Linked DNA regions of Homo sapiens: region 1 is linked to region 2. A link is an interaction called in ENCODE POLR2A ChIA-PET data of the cell type or tissue named here. Cell type or tissue: PC-9. All regions are shown on one strand. Links, peaks and the distances in the headings refer to the core of each region. The heading gives the core; the rest is flanking DNA.

What was found. Peaks named below come from ENCODE experiments on the same cell type or tissue, not always from the same donor. Only the 100,000 strongest peaks of a DNase experiment are listed, where the experiment ranks them.
Region 1: POLR2A ChIA-PET joins it to region 2 with 16 read pairs; 5 of 35 experiments call an interaction of 5 or more read pairs at or near these places.

Annotation. Positions count from the first base shown.
Region 1 is chr6:150,961,532-150,964,450 of GRCh38, forward strand. All of the region lies in intron 18 of MTHFD1L (methylenetetrahydrofolate dehydrogenase (NADP+ dependent) 1 like), which reads left to right. Among named protein-coding and RNA genes, the nearest start is that of MTHFD1L, 97 kb to the left of the region's middle. In PC-9, for the core only: no CTCF peak of the experiment used is centred there; no DNase peak of the experiment used is centred there.
Region 2 is chr6:150,909,095-150,912,013 of GRCh38, forward strand. All of the region lies in intron 8 of MTHFD1L (methylenetetrahydrofolate dehydrogenase (NADP+ dependent) 1 like), which reads left to right. Among named protein-coding and RNA genes, the nearest start is that of MTHFD1L, 45 kb to the left of the region's middle. In PC-9, for the core only: no CTCF peak of the experiment used is centred there; a DNase peak (open chromatin) is centred at 1,637.

The DNA of each region.
Region 1 (2,919 bases), core at 198-2,697, 52 kb after region 2:
ATCTCCTACAATAATGGAACTTAAAATGCACACTGGTGATTGGTAAGCAGTTGTGAACAGAGAGAGGCAAAGTCATATTTTATTAATTTCAAGGGCTTAGGGTATAATTTGAATTCTTTTTCAAAGTGTCCGGATTGTTTTTCAGCTGCTTTTGAAGAAATGAATCTAACTCATCTCAGAAGTCTTGTCAAGTAAATTCAATAGATCAACGTATGTCGCAGCCTATGGAATACTTAGTATAAAAATTGAAGAGAAAACCCTCAGGTTGCTATAAAAGTGCTGCTTTATTAAAATTACCAAAATCTCACTATTTCTATCTAAACTGACATACTACAGTTTCTGTCTAAATACATTGCTCTGTATTTTATTAATTTGTATGGCAATAAATATGTGTCAGGAACAGTTTTAAAACTTAATCCTCAAATACTGCTTCCTTAAATCTATTTATTTATTTTTATTTATTTATTTTGTTTTTGAGATGGAGTTTCGCTCTTGTTGCCCAGGCTGGAGTACAATGCCGTGATCTTGGCTCACTGCAACCTCTGCCTCCCAGATTCAAGTGATTCTCCTGCCTCAGCCTCCCAAGTAGCTGGGATTATGGGTGCCCACTGCCACACCCGGCTAATTTTTGTATTTTTAGTAGAGATGGGGTTTCACCATTTTGGCCAGGCTGGTCTCGAACTCCTCAGGTGATCTGCCCACCTCGACCTCCCAAAGTGCTGGGATTGCAGGCATGAGCCACCACACCCAGCCCTTAAATGTATTTTTGTGTGAGTGTATGATAAAAATCTTGGATCTGGAACAAACCCAAAGATTACTCTTTTTAGTTACCTTTTTAAATAAACTCTTTATTTATCTTTTTAATAAACTCTTTTTAGTTATCTTTTGTGTTTCTTGTTTGCAAAAAGTAACTAATTTATTAAATTGTGCTTCATCCAGTGGGAGCTATTGAGAGTTGGCCACCCATAGAAAATTGAGGGAGGATTTTAGGAACTGCTGAAGGTTTCTGCCACATGCATGATTCTGATATACCCTGGAAGAATCCATCTGAGCCTTCCCCACATGGACACAGAGTGTGGAATGCTAGCAGCACACAGAGGGTGGCAGAGCTTGCCCTGCACGTGACAGCACAGGCGCTGAGATGTGTCCCAGAAAAATGAGCAGGTAGAAGCCTACCTGAGACATCCAACAGAAACATCCCTCTTAACTTCCTTCCTCCTTTAGTGTTTTGAATCAGTTTATTTGGTTGGGAAGTGTAAGCAAGGATAGTGTACAGAGAAGTAGGAAAACTACTCCTCTTCTTCCACCTGCTCTGCATTAGCACAACAGGACAACTCTCACTGAGCCTTCCTGTCCTGAAGATTTCTTTTTTCTTTTCTTTTCTTTTTTTTTTTTTTTTTTTGAGATGGAGTCTTGCTCTATTGCCCAGGCTGGAATGCAATGGTGCAATCTAAGCTCACTGCAACCTCCAACTCCCAGGTTCAAGTGATTCTCCTGCCTCAGCCTCTCGAGTTGCTGGGATGACAGGCACCTGCCACCATGCCTGGCTAATTTTTGTATTTTTAGTAGAGATGGGGTTTTGCTATGTTGGCCAGGCTGGTCTCGAACTCCTGACCCCAGGTGATCCACCCGCCTTGGCCTCCCAACGTGTTGGGATTACAGGTGTGTGCCACCATGCCCAGCCTGTCCTGCAGCTTTCAAAGTGAACCATCTTCGTGTATGTATAATGAGTGGGTTGCATTCATATCATGTGTGTTTTATACACTGAGGTAGATTCCAGTTACGTAGGAATATAGTTAGTAATAGTGTATTCCTGAAAATTGCTAAGAGTGGTTATAAAGTATTCTCACCACCAAAATGATAACTGTGAGGTAATGCATATGTTAATTAACTAGGTTTAATCATTCCACAGCATATACTTCAAAACATCATGTTATACACAATAAATACATACAGTTTTATCTGTCAATTTGAAGTTAAGGAAGAAAATAGATTGGATTTTCTTACACCTTTTAAATGATTAAATATTATAAAAATAGAAACCAATCACATGAGAGAAACATTTACTACTGTTGTTGATAAAAGTACGGGGAGAATGTAACGCACTTTAGAGTGAGGAAGATTCTCTGGATTCTACCACTGCATCTGTTAGCGCCATGGCATACTGTGGTAAAATGGCACTGTTTTCCGATGCTATGTACAGCAAGGGATAGCGCCCTGTTTTCCCCCCCTAGAGCTACCGTTACAAGCATTTGCTTATGTTATAGCCTTCCAATAACTAATATGTTGAAAACACCAAGACACCACTTAAGGTCTTTACAAAGTGAGAAGGAATTGGGAAAAAAAGAAACAAAGGCCGGGCACGGTGGCTCACGCCTGTAATGCTAGCACTTTGAGAGGCCGAGGCAGGCAGATCATGAAGTCAGGAGTTCGCGACCAGCCTGGCCAATATGGTGAAACCCCATCTCTGCTAAAAATACAAAAAAAATTAGCCGTGTGTGGTGGTGCATGCCTGTAGTCCCAGCTACTGGGGAGGCTGAGGCAGAAGAATCGCTTGAACCCTGGAGGCAGAGGTTGCAGTGAGCCTCCAGCCTGGGCAACAGAGAGAGATTCCGTTCTCAAAAAAAGAAAGAAAAGAATGTGAATATTGACATCACATTAAAAAATAATAACAAACTTTAGCCTTGTGGCCTTTTTTTGGCACATGTTTTCCGCTAGTTCTCATGCATCATCCCTATTCTCTCTCTTCTCTGTCTTTTCTTCATCCAGGAACAGAGAAAGAGGACTTAGAAGGAACTCAACCCAGTACTTCCTAGGATTGGAAGGAAGCTGCCTTATTTCATGTATAAGTGGCACCAGCTTGACTGTAGGAAGAGAGATAGCGTGAAGCCTTTCACATCTAAACTAGAAAGCTTTTAA
Region 2 (2,919 bases), core at 215-2,714:
TAATCCTAGGAGAGATTTTCCTGATGGCTAATATCCCAGACACAGAGCTCAGAAAACAATTATACCCAGCTAGTTGGTTCTGTTCACTCTACTATTGCATGAGTCCAATGTTTAGATTTTAAAACAAGGAAATTTCAACATTCTGTTTTCTAGCTGTAAGAGTAACTACTTTAAAAAAAAAAAAAAAGACAACCAAAAAAACCTATTTCTTAGAAAAAGTCTTGCTCTGTTGCCCAGGCTAGAGTACAGTGGCACGATCACAGCCTCAAACTCCTGGGCTCCAGCAATCCTCCCTCCTCAGCTAATTAAAACAATTTTTTTTGTTGTTGTTGAGGCAGGGTTCTCACTGTGTTGCCCAGGCTGGTCTTGAACTCCCGGCCTCAAATAGTCCTCCCGCCTCCACCTCCAAAAAGTGCTGAGATTACTGGTGTAAACCACCATGTCTGGCCTAAAAAAATTATTTCAAATGAAAAAACTACGCACTGCTCTTGTAGTGCCCTGCTTGCTAAACAGCAGATTTCATCATAAGCAAAATCATTTTGTACCCTAAATATTAGGACTTATTTACTGATGTAACAAATGGGACCAAGGAGAAGCTGGTCTTCCGTCTTAGGCTCAGAAAACAGTATCAAAACAGCAACTCTGTGGCTCAGAGTAATTTATAGCATCATTTTAAGCTAATGTAATTCTATTTAGTGTGGAAGAGGGGAAGAGCCCTGGGATGCTGATGTGCTGGGGGTCCCGAGGGACCTTGAGACTTTCTCTCGTATGGCTCTGAAGGGAGACATTAGAACTTACTGGAGGCTGGGCGTGGTGTGGCTCATGCCTGTAATCCCAGCACTTTGGGAGGCCGAGGCCAGTGGATCACTTGAAGTCAGGAGTTCGAGACCAGCCTGAGCAACATAGTGAAACCTCATCTCTATTAAAAATACAAAAGTTAGCCGGGCATGGTGGCAGGCACCTGTAATCCCAGCTACTTGGGAGGCTGGGGCAGGAGAATCGCTTGAATCCAAGAGGCAGAGGTTGCAGTGAGCCGAGATCACGCCATTGCACTCCAGCCTGGGCAGCAAGAGCAAAGCTCCATCTCAAAAAATTAAAAAAAAAATGTAGTGGAAAGAACATGGACTTTGGAGTCAGGATTAACCTAACTCAAGGACAAGGGAGCTGTTTTTGTAAAAAAAATTCTTGGCCGGATGCGGTGGCTCACGCCTGTAATCCTAGCACTTTGGGAGGCTGAGGCAGGCGGATCACCTGCGGTGGGGAGTTCGAGACCAGCCTGACCAACGTGGAGAAACCCCATCTCTACTAAAAATACAAAATTAGCCGGGCATGGTGGCGCATGCCTGTAATCCCAGCTACTCAGGAGGCTGAGGCAGGAGAATCGCTTGAACCCAGGAGGTGGAGGTTACGGTGAGCTGAGATCGCGCTCCAGCCTGGGCACCAAGAGCGAAACTCCATCTCAAAAAAAAAAAAAAAAGAAATTCTTAATTGCATTGCACTTACAGGCTGTGTGACTTTGAGGAAATAAGCTCTCTGATTAATTAATAAGATTCCCAATTTCTTTGTGGGTAAATTGGGAGCAAGGCTGTTGGGAGGAATGACTGAGATGATACCTCGGGGCAGTGCCTCTTTGATGGTAGCTGCCAATAAATGCTGGTCCACTTCCTGCATTCCTCCCTCCACTTCCTTGTTGCCATGTCACCTGCACACAAAACAGCTTTCAGACTCCATCTTGGCACAATATACATTTATATTTGAAAAATCAAACCCAAGAAAGGAAGAAGTCCAATGAAATTCTGAACATGTAAGAAAAGTCAGCTTTAGAGAAATTGGACATCCGTGTAATTTTCATTATGCCAAAGCAATTGATATAAAATTAGGATCTTTGCTTGTGACTCTTGAACTTTAGTAATTCCAAAATCCATTGTACCTATCACTGTTTTCTTTTATTTATTTTTTCCTGTAAATTCTGGATATTCTAGATCTATCCCTGAAGTATATTGCCAGTTTTCCATTTCAAATTTTAATTAGTTCTCAATACAATGTATTTAATATTTTGCTTTTTTTAAAAAAAGTAAAGGTTCATGTCATTTAGAATATGCAGCACTGTATAAATTTCCTTGTTAATTTGGTTTCAGTGGTCCAAATTAAGTTATTACTAATAGCTTATTAGTATCAGTTTACTAATATTTTAATTTTTTTAATCATGTCTTACATTGCATTCTTTTAAAAACTAGTGATATGCTGTCATTTGACAGTAAGAATTCAAATAATTTAAACTAGGATTGCAACTCTCAAGAACACTGTCACAAAAATTTTACCAAATGATATGTATTAGTCCATTCTCACACTGCTATAAAGAAATACCTGAGACTGGGTAATTTATAAAGAAAAGAAGTTTAATTGTCTCACACTTCCACGGACTGTACAGGTAGTATGATGCTGGCATTTGCTTGGAAGGCCTTCTGGAAGGCCTCAGGAAACTTACAATTATAGTAGAAGGGGAAGGGGAATCACATATATCTTACATGGCCAGAGCAGGAGCAAGAGAGAGGGAGGGCGTATTAGTCCATTTTCGCACTGCTGATAAAGACATACACGAGACGGGGAAGAAAAAGAGGTTTAATTGGACTTACAGTTCCACATGGCTGGGGAGGCCTCAAAATCATGGCGGGAGGTGAAAAGCACTTCTTACATGGCAGCAGCAAGAGAAAATCAGGAAGATGCAAAAGCGGAAACCCCTGATAAAACCATCTGATCTCATGAGACGTATTTACTACCATGAGAAGAGTATGGGGAAAACCACCCCCATGATTCAAATTATCTCCCACTGGGTCCCTCCTACAACACGTGGGAATTATGGGAGTACAATTCAAGATGAGATTTGGGTGGGGACACAGCCAAACCATATCAGAGGAG